2 separate regions of the Mus musculus genome follow, and region 1 is linked to region 2. Evidence: chromatin loops called from intact Hi-C (ENCODE). Cell type or tissue: left cerebral cortex. All regions are shown on one strand.

Evidence for each region. A loop is a pair of places that touch in the nucleus more often than their neighbours do. Peaks named below come from ENCODE experiments on the same cell type or tissue, not always from the same donor. Only the 100,000 strongest peaks of a DNase experiment are listed, where the experiment ranks them.
Region 1: a loop joins it to region 2, with 3 times the contacts of the local background. A loop is called at or near these places in 18 of 42 quality-filtered maps.

What each region holds. Positions count from the first base shown.
Region 1 is chr1:192,703,538-192,711,537 of GRCm38, forward strand. The region is part of intron 7 of Hhat (hedgehog acyltransferase); the gene reads right to left. Among named protein-coding and RNA genes, the nearest start is that of Gm22265, 38 kb to the right of the region's middle. In left cerebral cortex, no CTCF peak of the experiment used is centred here; no DNase peak of the experiment used is centred here.
Region 2 is chr1:192,594,356-192,602,355 of GRCm38, forward strand. It overlaps Hhat (hedgehog acyltransferase), which reads right to left. Exons shown (of 12, transcript NM_144881.4): 10 at 532-733. Among named protein-coding and RNA genes, the nearest start is that of Gm31011, 82 kb to the left of the region's middle. In left cerebral cortex, a CTCF peak has its summit at 4,256 (motif pointing left); DNase peaks (open chromatin) are centred at 1,270, 3,067, 4,226 and 4,701; H3K27ac peaks cover 295 bases.

The DNA of each region.
Region 1 (8,000 bases), 110 kb after region 2:
GGTCAAATAGTGTGATGTCAGTCAAGGCTTGGGCAGAGATGCTTCTCAGCTCTACCAGCTAAACCACGCAAGAATGCCATATGTAATTAGCCAACAGCTGGCATACGTCACGAAGGAGAGTCAAGAGGGGAATAAAATAGATCCAAATTGGACAAGTCAGTTTGTCACTGTCTGAAAATGACATTACCTTAGCTGCAGAGGTCAAGAACCACAAAAATTGAACAACAACAACAAAAGAACCTGGTAAAACCAGTCATCAAATTCAGAAGGCTATATGGACAAAAAACCCCAACACACAGGGCTGGGCACACAGCACAGCACAGCACCAGAGTGCTTGCCCATCACACATGGGGCCCTCCATTCAGTTCCCATGTGCACGCCAGTTACACTCATCAACGATATGTTATCAGAATAAAAATCAAGAAATCAACAACATTTACAATAGCTACAAAAAAAATAAGTTTTACCTAAGTCATAAAAGACTTTGACCATAAAAACTATAAAACAGTATGAATTAAACTCAAGAGTGAGGGAAAGGAAGGAAAGGGAGAGAACATGAAGGGGAAGAGAGGGACGGAGGGAGGCAGAGAGGGACGGAGGGAAGGGCAGAAAGCTATCCCATTTTCAAGGACTAGAAGAATCAATATTGTTACAATGCCTATACTACCCAAAGTAAGGCTCAGTGTACTTTCTATCAAAATACCAATGGAATTGTTCACATAGCTAGAAAAATATATATAATTTGTTTGGAAGTAAAAAGCACTCCAAATAGCCATCATGGTGAAAGATGAACAATTTAGAAGGCATCATACTCTCTGGCTTCAAAACATACTACAAAGCTACAACCCTCCAAAGAACATGGCATTACATAAGACAGACACAGAGACCAGTGGACTAACTGGTCCTTTACCAAGGTACTAGGAATACACAGTGGGAAATGGCAATCCTCTCAACAAATGGTACCTGGAAAACTAGATATTCTCCTGGAGAATTAAATTAGATATGTATCACTCATTAAATTCATGAACTCAAACGCAGACAAGGCTTAACTGTTAGACATGGAAATTGTAGAAGAAAAAAAAAAACCACAGGAGAATTTCTTCACGATGTTGAGATCATTATGGAGACAAGACCCCAAAATACAGGAAGCAAATGCTCAAACAGACATACAGGATTACACCAGGATAAACACTTCTGCTCAATAAAGAAAACAGTGATCTAGCCAAAGAGACAACCTACAGAAAGAGAAAATGTTTACAGACTGTCCATCTGACCAGATTACATGGAGAATTCCAAGAACTCAGTAACAAAAAAGACAAACCAGCTAACAGTAAACATTAAACTGAAGCAGACATCTCTCAAAGAAGAGATGCAGGTGGCCCCTGGGTGTGCGGGAGACATTAGCACTGGTAAGCATCTTAGGACTGCAGATCACAACTAGAGTGCTACCACTCCACTCTAGAAAGAATGGCCGTGATCCCAAACAGAGATGGACAGTTGCATGTGCTGGAGAAAAGGGAACTCATGTGCCTGGCTGATGAGAGCGAAAACTTCCGCAGCATTACGGAACAACACAAGTTCCCCGCACAGCTGAGAGCAGAGGTAGCATGACTGGGAAATCCCACTCCTGACACTAAATCCAAAGGAAACCAAGGAGATATGCACATCCAGTGTTCACTGCAGAGCCGCTGACACCACTCAGAAATGGAGAAGAGCCAAGAGCCCAAAGGTGGGAGCATGGGTAAGAAAAACAAAACATGGAGTGTGTGCACCATGGAATGCTGTTCACCCCAGAAGATCAAGCCCCGACACTTGTAACATGAGTTACACAGGCGGTCCTATGTTAAAGAAAATGAAAGTGCACAGGAAGACAAACGCAAGCCCTCATCACATGCAGGAAGACAAACCTAAAGAAATAATATACATCTAAAGATATATTTATGTTTAGCCTGATTTAAATACCATACCATATATACATGTATCAAAACAGTCCAGCAACTTACCGACACATGTAAGCTTATGTTTTTATATATCAGTTTAATAATCTAAGCATTAAAAAGATAGCCCCTACTCCTAGTATGGCTGTAGGTATTCTATGTAATAATCTATAGACATTATTTATGACGCGTTACTGACGAAGCAAACTGTGGCCAGCAGCTGACCTTCGGTGCCTGAAAAGAAGGCTGCTCCCAGGAACCAGCTGCATCTGTCCAGTGAGCAGTTTACAAAGCTCCTAAGTCTGTTTCTAAGAAATGTTGATGCAGATGATGACAAGACACCCTCACCCATAACTTCCGCTTTCCACATTTTCAGAGGGAAAATCCAGAAATAAAGAACTCAGGAGATATAAGCTGCATGCTACCCTAAGCTTCACGTGGAATCTTAGGCCACCTACTTCATCCTGCCTGAGTTGCCAATTACTTCTTTATCCCATGTATTCAAGCCACTACCCACACATTACTCCCTTCCCCTGTCTGGTTAACTGATTGAATCCCGTGGTATCACAAACTTTGCAAATAATATTAAATGCTAGCAAACCTTCATCACAATGTCCCATCATCCACCTCCTTAGGCCACCTCACAATGTGACAAAGGAATTCACTACAATAAGATACTTTGAGAGAGAGAGAGAGACCACATTTGCATAGTATTAATTGCACTAAATTGTTTGTATATACATGTATGTGTGAGTTTATGTCCCTCTATGTGTGTGTATGCATGCGTACATGCATGTGTGTGCATGCACATACCTGCATAGAGCACATACATCAATATCAAGTGTATTCCACAAGAATTCTTCCCTGTATTTTCTGAGACAGAATCTATCACTGAACCTGGCCCTTGCTGATTTGGCCTGATGGATGGGCCAGTAGCCCAAGAGGGTCTCCTCTCTCCATCTTCTAGTGCTGAGGTTGCAACTGCACACTACTAATCCAAGGGGATCAAACTCAGGTTTTGTTTCCATGCTTACACAGCAAGCATTTCACCAACTGAGCCAGCTAGCCAGCTCCCCAGCTCCCCAGCTCCCACACTGGGCTATACTGTTCTAAATGTTCACTGTCAGTCTCTTGGTGAGCCTAATTTGTAAACGAGCCTTTATGATAGGCATGTACATTCAGGGGGGAAAAAAGCATGCTATAGATAGTAGTTAGTACTATCCAAGGTTTCCAGTATTCATTGGCATCTTGACACGCCCCTCCTGGATATTTACTTATCTAGCATGATCGAAGAATGAAAAAGGGAAGGAAAATATAAGACAGAAGAGCTGAAGGTGCCATCAGGGTTTCCAGGGTCGAGAATATTAACACAAGTGCTTTGGAAGGGAAAAGGGCAGACTCCATAGCTCCAGAGCGATGATAGGGACAGACAACCTGCTCCCTAATCCCTGATGAGTGCAGGTCCCCAGAGAACAGTAAGCCAGGCTGTGTCCTAAGAGGCTTGGCAGCCAAGCAGAAGAGACAAAGCAGGAGCCTAGAGATCTCCTGGTGGATGTTGGAGCTACTTCAGTAGGGCCCAGACAATCCTGCCCCAGAACTCACACATCTGACTAACTACTGACATATGAAGGCACACAAAACAGGGAGGGAGAAAAGAAATACATAAGAATAAAAACCACTCAAGTCAAGTCATTGGCTGTGACAAAGGGAAAGGCCCAAGGACCTGCAACTCTGTTGGTCTTATATAGGTCTTAAGCTACAGGACAGATAAACACTTGCAGCATCTTCTTTATTACAACTTACAAGTTTCATGTGCACGTGTGTGCGTGTGTGCACTCGCATGCGTGTATGCATGTGCTTGTGTGTAAGGTCTATCACCTCCATTTCTAGGGCAAGTTTCTGAGCACACTTGGCCTTAATAACAGCTGTTTGGAAGCTGGAGAGATGTCTCAGCCATTAGGACCACTTGCTGCTCTTACAGGGCGATGAATTCAGTTCCCAGCACCACATGGAACCTCACAGCCATCTTTAACTCCACTCTGGCAGTTCTGATCTCCTTTTGGCCTCTTCTGTATATACTCACATATGCATACATGTAATTTAAAATAAACCTTTTAAAAATTAAGATTCTATTCAGTAGTGGTACCCAGCAGCCGTCAGAGGAGAGGAATCTACCACCTGAGCCACCTGACTTACCAGACTAAGGTCCAGTTCCCGGGAGGACATGGAGCCTGAGCCTGTATGTAATGGGCCAGAAGGCAGGGCAACCAAGTAGTATTTAACGCCAAAGGAAGCTAGTGTATGCAGGGAAAAGCAAACACAGAGAAACTGTCTGGAGGTCCTCACCAAGCCAGCCTCAAAGAACAGAAGTGTGAGAGGAACAAGAGAGGTGCAGGTACAAGGGGTGCCTGAGAGCAGCTGCCCCTTCCTGACTTGACTCAAGCTCCCAGCTCAGTGAAGTCAAGACACTCAGAGACCCTTCACCTAGAAAAGAGACAGATGGGAAAAGAGGACAAACAGGACCTCAGCCACCAAGAACCCAAGCTCAGAAGCCTGTGGGCCACCCCAAAGGAAGATCTAGGCCAAGGTCAAGAAGGTCAGTTGGGCCTCATGATGTCTCTATGCTGAACAGGACTTCAGCAGCTGGTCTAACCCTTCAAGATCTGCTGTCACTCTCCTCACGTGGCAGGAGAAGGTGATGAAACAAGCCCTCTATTCTCAGCAGCTACAAAACAAATTTCTCCCAGGTAATTGTATCTTCCGCTAAGATACCTCTAACCCTCTGGCTAATTCTCTCAGGGTCAAAGGAACAAAATTAACTCAGAGGAGTGTTGACTCTCAGCCGCTTACATTCTCGGACACTTTAAATGTGGGGAAATTGAATTCTAAAATGTTTCCTCTTAGAAGGTTTAAATGACCAGTTTCTCTTTTCAAAGAATGGGTATCCTGCCGAGGAGAGAGTTACCTCCATAGAACAGTCAATCCTGTCTGCTCACCCCCTTTATCAACTACCTTTACCATTACACATCACGCAGAACATCAAACTGTGTCCAGTGAAAGCAAAGAAGACTCAACAAAACCTTTCTTAAGCACCGTGTATTCCGAAGCACTTTAACACGGGGAAATATTAACACAAAACCCCTGAGCACAGCAGTAAACAAAACAGGCATGCTGAATTAGGAGTTTAGGGCAATAAATGTTATTTCCCATCTTCATCATGGCACAACTACAATCTACTGACATCAGCTCATACCCAGTCCAGAATATACCCATTAAGAAGACCCCACAGGGCTGGATGTGGTAACACACACCTTTAATTCCAGCACCCAAGAAACAGAGGCAGGAAGATCTCTGTGGATTCAAGGTGAGCCTGGTCTACAGAGAGAGTGGAGGACAGCCAGAGCTACACAGAGAAACCCTGCCTCAAAAATAAATTAATTCATTCATAAATAATAAAAAGACCCCATAGAGGGCTGGAGAGGCAGCTCAGTGGTTTAGAGCATTTGTTGCTCTTGCAGGGGACCCAGGTTCAGTTTTCAGCACCCACATCTGACAGGTCCTGACACTGTCTTCTGTCCCCCCACAGGGTCAGCACACTCACCCATGGCATGTATATAGGCAACACACACGCACACACACACACACACACACACACACACGCACACACACACATGCATTTAGAAGGAGGAAGAGGGCATCACTCTCCTCCTAAACACACCTGTGTTTCTATCGCAGCTCACTCAATCTTCCCCCAAGGAGCTTCTTATTGCAGAAAACAGCAATTAGCGCAGAGACGCATACCTGGCTGCAGCCTGAGAAGAAAGGCTGTAAATGGGACATCTACATCATTCCTTCTGAGGTTTGGAGAACACCACAGAAGAGGGAGCAGAAAGAATCTAAGAGCTGGGGGAAGGGTGCTATAAAGGATGTCTTCTGCACACGGCACGGCCACTGAACTCACAAACTCACCTGAGCTCTGGTTGCTTGCATAAGACCTGCACAAGACTGAACCCATCAACGTTCCAACATAGAAGGGGCTGCAAGACCCCACTCCTCCCTGAGGGACCGTCAACGGCTGCTGGGGCATGGGGTCCTTTTCCTCAGCTGTGTACCCACTAATATGTGGTTGGTGCTCTGGTAAACAAGCCCCTACCCTTACTCGTACAAGCAACCCCAGTTAAACTCAGTGGGACACACACGACGTGAAAGCATGGTGGGGACTTGTTGGAAAGAAAGGAGTGTGGGCAAGAGAGGGTAAGGGGGATAAAAATGATCAAAATTCACTACATGCATGTATGAGACTGTTGTCTTAGTCAGGGTTTCTATTCCTGCACAAACATCATGACCAAGGAGCAAACTGGAAAGGAAAGGGTTTATTCAGTTTACACTTCCACATTGCTGTTCATCACCAAAGGAAGTCAGGACTAGAACTCAAGCAGGTCAGGAAGCAGGAGCTGATGCAGTGGCCATGAAGGGATGTTACCTACTGGTTTGCTTCCCCTGGCTTGCTCAGCTTGCTCTCTTATTGAACCCAAGGCTACCAGCCCAGGGATGGTCCCACCCACAATGGATTGGGCCCTCCCACTTTGATCACTAATTGAGAAAATGTCTTACAGCTGGATCTCATGGAGGCATTTCCTCAAGAGAGGCTCCTTTCTCTGTGATAACTCCAGCTTGTGTCAAGTTGACACACAAACCAGCCAGTACAACTGTCATTTTTTAAATTTTAATTAAAAGAAAAGATCTCACAAAATAACAGGACACACACCCAGCCAAGCAAGCCTCTGGGAGATAATGTGGGACAAGAAGAGAGTTGTGCACACAGCCAAGTATGCTGAGACTCTGAAAAGTAAATTTTCAACTGAAGCTTTGCCCAGGAGAGGTGATGTGCAAAATCTATGGCAAAAGAACTGAAAATGTGCAAAATGAACGGATTCTATTGTGTATCCTTCACGGAAGCAAGACTTCTTCCACAAAGGGAAATATCTTCCCAGCATAGCTGATAACTTCAGACATCCCATTTCAATTCTGCTTAAAGGGAAGATTTGCCTATTTCATATGTCTAAGAAATTATCTGTAATCCAGGTCTCTAGGGCTCAAGCAACAAAAACCATGACGTCCTGAGGGCTGTTGGGGGAAGGGGAGATGGTAGCAGGGACTAGCTGGTGTTAGGTGGAAACCAATACCCCTTCCAATGACATGTCAGGAGGGCATCTCTTCTGATCTGCAAGCGTGCACTATGAAATTACCCTCTCACCACATGGAATAGCCATAGCTGACCAGCCAAGCTACTCGGTAGTAAATTCCAGAGAACCTTTATGTTCACACTGCAGTAATCTTAAATAACCTTAAGATTCTAATCCAAAGAGAGAATGTATATAAAAAATAAATTCAGCCATATCTTAACAAGCCTTTAAGTGTTCAACATTTCAAAAGGACGGAAGAGGAAAGGGGCCTGTGCTGTCTGCCGAACATTTGTGTCCTCGTTTTTTTTTTTTTTTTTTCAAAACAACTATCAAGTGTCTCCCTTCTCAAGATGTCACAGAGTTAGCAAGAGCAAGTGGATGTCTTTGAGGCATTCCACTCTGATGGGCACACAGATAGCACAACCCTGAGCCACCAAACCCTGGACAGTTCGCCCATAGGAGACAGGTGTGTCTCCGCTCCACCCACACCAGTGCACAGGTAAGGCCTTGAAAGAGGTGCCAGTACACCCCAGGCATTTTGCTTCCTCTGTCACTAAGAACTGGACTCCCTCTTGTCCACCCTTAAACACTCTGCCAAAGCTCCTTTCTCACAATGCCCCCTCCTGTCTTGAATGCCTGGATCTATCATGCATTCACTATGAGACACTGTTCAATAACAACCTCAAGAAACGGGTTTTTGGAGCTCTTCTCAAGAAAAGCCAGACGCTGCCTCCTTTGCTCCCCTTGATCTCAGGCTATGCCAAACCGAATGGTTCCAGTTGGCCATTCTGTGCCTTCCTAAAAGAGTGGAGTTCAGAAGAAAACAGGCATGTCTTCTGGAGATACTATTGGAGTACTGTGGACAAATGTCAGGGTC
Region 2 (8,000 bases):
AAAACCTGTAACCTGACAGCTCTATTCAGGAGAACTCATCCCGATTATGATATCTACGTAAATACAATATAATGAAACAATTAACAATAGATTAATTAAACAAATCACAAGTTTACTAAACCTTTTGACACTGATCTGCCTGCTTAGCGGGGCTTAAACACCACCATAGCTTTTACTGAAAATGGCTGAGTGTGCACACACAAACAGAACATACTTAGAAGAATGAGCTTTGATGTGAATTTTGTTAATTTACTCATCTGGATTTTGTAATTTTTCTATAATAAATGCCTAGGCCTTTACAGGTACAATATTCATTCATCAATCTGACCAACCGTTCATGTAAACAGTGATTGGTTTTGAAGCCTTCTCCACCCTGCCCCCAGTCATACTTCCTAAAGCTATACACACTTTGAAAATGTCTGGCAAAAACAGTTCATATTTGAGTGAATCTGGTGACCGCTACCCATCTCAAACTAGTCCCTCCTTGCTCAGCTGTCCCCTACCACACAGGCAATGATGGATCATGCTTACCAAAGTCTCCCGGACACAGGGTGTCTCTAGCAGCCTCCGGACCCCACTCTCCACAGTGACTCCCAGCCAGTTGAGCGCTGCCCAGCACCAGAGGTCCTCATAGCTACCATGCCAGTAGCTCACGAACGCAAACGTTGTTGCAGTAGAAAGCAGTGTCCCCAACAGGCCATGCTGGGACCCGCCCAGTGGGATGTACACATACCTGCAGAAAAAAAAGAGGCTGTGAGAAGCTATGCTGAAGAGGGAAGGGTTGCACCTGCCTCTCCCTGCTCTCCCTCTTGACTCTAATACCAACATTATCATTGACAGAACGAAAAATCCCACTTCCAGGAAGCTGTAGACATCCTGAGAACTAACTCTCCACTTCACTCATTGTTGACAAACCCACAAACCTCCACAGGGAGTGGCTTTAGGTTAAATGAACATACACACCAAGGAGCCCTCATCACGACAAAATTCATTTACAAGAGGTGAGAGGGGCAGCAATAACTTTAGAGCTTCTGAACAGATGCACCCAGCTCTTGAGCCCATCACAGGGTGCCAACCAGGCCGCTTGCATTGTAAGGATGATGACCATCATGGCCAGAATGCCTTTCACAGTGCAGACTACTAAGCTTATAGTAAAACCATTGTTTAAACTCAGTTGCTAAAAGCAGGCCCTTCCATGGTAGGAGTGGGGTGCATAAGTAGGGTAACAGGGCTGATTCCTGATTCCCAGGCAAGTGGCCCAGATGGAGAGGAGCTCTGGACTCACAGGAGTGCAGGACCACACCCCCTCACCGTCTGCCCCAATGCACAGAGTCCTCAGATACTTCTCCATCCCTGAGTGAGTAATGCCCAGGACTATGAGAGTCCACAAGTCTGTGAGCACGCCCTCCTCACGGGGTTTAAAGCCCACAGGCCTTGGTTCTTTCTGGTCAGATTCTATTTGTCCTCCTTCTATCCAGGAAGGGACACAAGACCTTTTATCTGAAGACATGATGTCTTCTGAGACACTTTACAAGTATCCTTTTACTTGATTCTTTGAAGTGCTGTGTGGTTCACACCTGCCATCCCAGAATCCCTAATGGTTGTTTGTACTTGCTTACTGTGGAAAAAGCTTTATTTAAAAATACATTTTTTTATATAGAACTGCTTCTCAGAAGAAGCCAAAAATAAATAAAATTAATCAGATCAGAAAATAAATGACAAAACTTTGTAAGTATTTTTATTTGAAATAATTTAAACAATGAATAAAATTAAGCATATTATTGAGTGGAGATTCACTAGATATGTACATTGTGCAACGACATCGGCCCCTCAAATTCTTGTTTCCAAAATCCCGAGGCTAGAACTCAAGACCTTGTGCATGCTGGGAAAGTGTGCCACCATATCCCGGTCCCCCTCCAACTTTTGTTTTTCCTTATGGTAAAAACATTTCAGTATCATTTCTCCGAGCATATCTAAAGACACACATGCTACTGTCTTCAGTAGTCACTGTCAGGTCCCCAAAACAAGCCTCACTCAGTACCTGTGGCTCCTCCCAGCTTCTCTCCCCACCCCCTACCCTCAACATCTTCCTCCTGGGGGCTTCCAACCCCTCGCTTCTGATTCCTCTGTAACTCAGCCATTTTCACCACATGCCTTCTTGGTTGTCATGTGCTCTCTTGATCCTCTTGCCCTGTCTCCTCTTTCTTCTCTTCCCCTCCCTACTCCCACCCTCTCTCCTGTCATGGCCAGGTCTGTTCTGCTGGCCATGCTCAGTCTGGCCATTCTCTCCCTTCTTCTCAACCATACTGTGGAGCAGTCATGACCTCACTTCATTTAGTCATTTCCTGTATACCACGGCTAACTGAGATTGGCTGACTGACTGCTGACTGGCAAGGACTACCTGTGGCTGTACCTGAGGTCTAGGTTTCACTTTACCACTAAGCTGCATGCAAATTCTTCCCCACAAAGGCTTTCCCTGTACCCCAGCTTCACCTTGGTGCTCTTGCTTGACTGGCCTGCACCACCTAGTTGAGAGGTCAGTTTAGAGCAAATCCCTCCCTGCCCCATCGATCACCCTTGATATCCTAATTCCTTTCCCCTCCACCAGATACCTTAGTCAGGCAAGAACTACATTAAGTTGGAGACTGGGGTGGTGGCTCAGTGGGCAAAGCACTTGCAAGGCAAGCACAGGGACCTGAGTTTGATTCCCAGGACACTCTCTTCCCCCAAAAGTTTAATTTCAAGGACAAGTGTAATGCCAGGGCCAGTGAGGTAGAGAAGGGGCTGTGGCTTGTTGCTCTCATCTACCCAATGAGCTCAGTCCAGGGAGACACCTGTCTCTAAAGCATGGTGACAGCACCTGAGACATGACACTGACGTCATCCTCTGGCCTCCATGTGTCTACACATGGATAGGTACACAAAGAATCCCACTAGATCTATCTACCAGAGTCTCCCTAAATCCCAGTGTTTCTCCAGTAATTTTCCACTCAGTGAGCACGTGCTCCGTGAGTGTAGGTCTTCTCCACCCCTGATGTGTTCGCAATGGGTTTTCTACAGAGCCCTTGCTCCATCCTCCACATCACAGTACTCTCTGCACAGAAGGTATGCCTAGCACTTTAGCGCTTTTATACTCTCTCTCACTCTGTAATATCTGTAATTCCTCTCGCTCTCAAATGAAGCATACCATCACCCTAGCTAACCCCATTTTAGGAGTGAGGAAACAGAGGCTCAGAAGTTAGTCTGGTCAAGAGATGCATCGAGGAGGAGAAAGGCCAAGATATAGCCTAACTAGCATCACCAAAGCTAATGTTTTTCCTTGTATCCAAGGCTCATTCCCTTTGCCTTTCTTCCTAGTCAGAAAGAACACTGGAGCCACTTTACAATGGAGCAACTTCAGAAACATGTGGAAGATAAATCCATCCCAGGCATCAAATTAGGAATGATGTACCTATACATATATAGGTGCCTATATATTAGGTGCCTATACATTAGGCACCTATACATTAGATGGCTATATATTAAGGCATATTCCTGAAGTGGATGAAGATGGCTCTGTTGCGAGCATAGGACCTAAATTTAAGGACCTAAATCCAATTCCTAGACTGAGAAACTAAAATAAAAGCCGAGACAGGTGGATCGATGGAAAGCACCTCTGGACTAATGAGTAAACTCCTGGAAACGGGGAGACCATGCCTCAAAAACATAAACAAAAACATGGCCGGTGCCTGAGAAACAGCATCCAACACCATCCTCTGGCTTGTCTACATACAACCCTATACATGCATATGCACACACACTCACACACACACATGTATGCATATGTAAGTCTGTTTATATATGTGCACACACACTCACACACACACACACACATGCATGCATATGTAAGTCTGTTTACACATGTGCACATACAATCCTGTATATACATGTGTTCCTTCTGCTTCTTTAAGGCATATTCCTAAAGATTCTTCTGCAGAAATATGTCCTGCCTGGCTGTGAAACCGTGGCTGGTCTTGCTGTGAGGCCTCATGCCATGGTGCCAGGTCCGCAGGAAGACTTGACAGAGTGGGAGGGAAGGCAATTAGGAAAGAAAGTGGGATATGAGAGACTGGACCAGTGTGTCCCACTTCAGTGTGGCTTGAGAGGAAAGGGCTGGGTGCTGCTGAAGGGACACCTCCAAGGAGTGTGCAGCAAGCCTGAGAGCCTGCAGGGGCACAGGTCTTACTTGGAGCTCGGCTGCCCCCTAGAGGCTTCTTGGTTATCAGTGTGCACTACTCAGGGATTTGGGATTTGGGCTGGAACTTCTGTGGCCTCTTACCCTGCACATCATGATCATCTTCAGTAACACTGAGAATGACTGTGGTTAAAGGAAATATCACAGTATTTGCAGACTTGTTCACATGATAAGGCTGTATGCACTAAAGAAAAATGAGCTGCAGAAGTCAGAAAATCCAGTACAGAATAAAAGCCTGCCATGCCTCTCACCAGTGAGACATGGCATTGGGTCCCGTCTGCAAGCTCTGGATGCCGCAACAGCCACCTAACAGCCACCCCTTCATCACATGTAGCTATTTTAAACCATAAGATCTTACTTTGCTTTCAAAAATGACAGCTGACCAAAAACAGTCTCTGAAAATTCTTTAAATACCAGAAATTAAGCTGCTTTGTTCCAAACCAGAAGAGGGGTGAGCCTTCACTCTTCACTCTGGAAGACAGTAGGTTTGGAAGAAGAGGGAATAGAAGATCTCTCTTCAATGCATCTGCCAGCCTGGTTCTGTGGTTACTAAGAACACAGGTGTGTCTGCCTCAGAAAAGCAGTCACATGAGGCACTCTGGTGAGCTGCACAGCCACTCACCTCCTGGTGAAACCCCACTGAGCACAGCAAGACAAAGATTTCTTCTGGTGGGGACACTGAGACCAAGTCAGCAGGAGCCTCATCTTGCCTGGCTACTTGGGTGGTCCCTGTCTGCATCTCTGCAGGCCTCGATTCTACATCTTGCAGAATCTACACAATGTGGACCCCCCCCCCCCCCACAGAGGAAGCTGCGTGCAATAGGTAGACAGCATTCACGATGTCTGCCCCTGACTGGGTGCCCTTGCCAGGTGCTCTCTGCATACTGTAGACAGTCATCAAGACAAGTTTCAGTGAAATAATGATGAAGCTTGTTTTGCCCCTGAGAGGTCCAAGTTAAATCTAGTGTGTTCCTGCGCCATTATCACAATGGGAGTCGTCCTTGTGGGAAAAGGTCTCCTTATTTGGTCAGATCTACAGATGGCATATCCACTAGTCTACAGTGAAAAGCCCAGCGGGCCACAAACTTGTGACAATCCTCCTGCCTCAGCTTCATCAGTGGTGATTACAACTATATGCCACTATGTATTGTCTTTTATTAACTAAAACCAGGTCATCTTGCTTTGGGCGAATAATGCTCCTTTATGAAGGTGTGCATCGATAAAACGATAGGATAACCCCAGAGGTCACCAAAACACATCAAAGCCACACTAGGGAAGGAAACCAAAGCAACATTCTCTCTGGTTAATTTGACCACAAACAAGCCCATGTTTCAGTTCCTCGCTTCTCCGCATGTGTCTGCCTATAGTTTGTGGTCACAGCTGATCTGTGGTCTGTCTGTTACATGCGTCTGAAACTGTGTTGTTAGTTTTGTCTGTGTGCTGTGCCTCTCCCTACCCATGGACTTTGCTCTGTATTTATGGAACAATACAGAAATCATGCTATGGGAATGAAATCGGGATTCTTTACAGAATCATCAACAGGGTTTTACAGGAAGAAGTTGCTTAACTGACCCTGAATAGCACTCAAGATTGCAACAGATATTATCAAGCTATACCCTGTGTTGTTTGCAATATTTAGGGTACAATTTGTTTTATGATTGCTTTTAATCTGTTGGCTGCTTTCAGCAAATGATCACTATAATACATATACACGCTTGGGTTAGGGCATGGAAGTGCACATAACTTAAGATTAAAGCTATGCATTAGCCGAGGTTGTAAAAGCTGATTGGGTGGGAAATCTAAGGCAAGCAAAGTTGGTTAAATTGTTCTCTTAAAGGCGAGGTAAATGTAAACAGGCTGAGTACACAGTAGGCTAGCAGGTTAATTACATAGTCTTATATGATCTCAAGACATATAATTAACCTGGCTTCAAGGTCCAACAAAGATCAGTCTCTTTGGGGTCAAGAGATTTTTCAGAACAATGTATCACTACAAACATGTTTGGACTGGTGAACTCCATTAGCTACTATTGAGTCAGGTCAGAGGTATAACATTGATTATTAGACAGACCAAATAATTATCTGCTACAGTGAACAAGCTTAGCACCCAGAAGATGTCAGATCAGTCAGAGGTAGGGCACAGGGAGTCAGTGGGAAGATGGGTAGGTGACTGTGAGCAGTTCCTGTGAAGGGGAGGGTAGTTTGACTCTACCTCCTCCATGGTCTCCACAAAGAATACTTCACAAACATGTCTGCAGCAGGGCCAGCGTAATGACTGTCCATGCAGGAAACCCGTTGATCTTAAATTCAGTCCATTTTCACCTTTCTCAGGAAGAGCCCTTCGAATTTTCTAACTTTCTCTTTAACCTAGAGAGTCACACAGAAGGTGCACTGATTTCTGAAAATGTCTTCAAAGGCAGGGCTCTTCTAGTATGGCTGCCATTTCAGCTAAATTCCAAGATCCCAACAGGGCTAAACAGGGAGGAAGTGTGAGCTTATGTGTGTGGCAGGGGGCATGTTTGTGTGTGTGTGTGTGTGTGTGTGTGTGTGTGTGTGTGTGTAAGAGTATGCGTTAACATTTCAGTGTTACATTACATAATGATGGTGTGCAAGTCAAATATCCATCCTACAGGACATAGATAAAGGTCTAGTGTTTATTCCTCACTATGAAGTGAAAGATTATTTATAAAGGGTTTTAAAGGAGGATACAAACAAAAAAAAGAACATAATTTGCTTTAATGTCTTTCCATTCAGTGCAGATCATAATGGAACTTTAATAACTAGGAAGCCACAGTTGGTTAATGGGCAACCATAGAGTTGATCATTTCCAGAAAGCAAGGAGAAGTCTATTGTAAAGCGGAGGGGATACTCCAGGCCTGGTGAATTTTCTGCTCCTTCACTGAAAGGTGTTGGGTAAAGATGGCTTATGCGGTTCTGAAAAGCTCCTAATAAGAATTCTATGTTCTGTCTCTCTGCAGAAAATTTTGGAAATTATAAAATAAAAACTAAAGTACCCGTAGTGGTGGTTCATACCTATAATCTTAGCAGGTGGGCGGCAGAGAGGCAGGAGGATTGCTGTGAGTTTGAGTAAAACCTTTTCTCAAAACAGCAAACTTAGTCAAGTTGCATCTTATCTATACGCTGGTAGCTCTGAGGACTGAAGTGCTATGCTCAGCACGGGTCTGTGCTTAAAGCTTAGAGAAACACTCAGCTTGGCCTTCAGAGTCCAAGACCCAGAGCTCATCCCTCCAGAGCTCTGCCTTCTTGGGGCAGAAAATGTCAAAAGGCTGCAAAGGCTAGCCCAGGGCAGCAGCAGAGTGCAGGACAAGGAGAGCGTGCTCAGGAGCCAGAGGCAAGGCCCCCAGTGGGACCATCTGCCTGTCTCAGGATCCCCAGGCCCGTTAGAAGCATGCTTCACTGCAGAGCCTCAGCCAGTGTGGACAGAGGGTACAGCCACCTTCTTCTATGTGAGTGTCTGTAGAGATCAGATGAGTTCTTAAAAGGATTCGGGAGGCATATGTTCCCTGCTTAGTTGTGGCAAGGACACTTAGAGATCTGGGCTGGGCTGCAAATGAGAGGACCGTAAGGCCAGGCAGATCTCAGGGATGTGTTCATATTGCATTGATGAGTAATGCCCCCTCCTACCTCACCCCTGCCCTGGTAACTCCCATTCTTCTCTCTGCTCTATATACTTCACTATGATGGCTCCCTTCCATAAATGGACCATGCAAGAGATACTGGACCTGTTGGCTTCTCTCAGCAGAACAC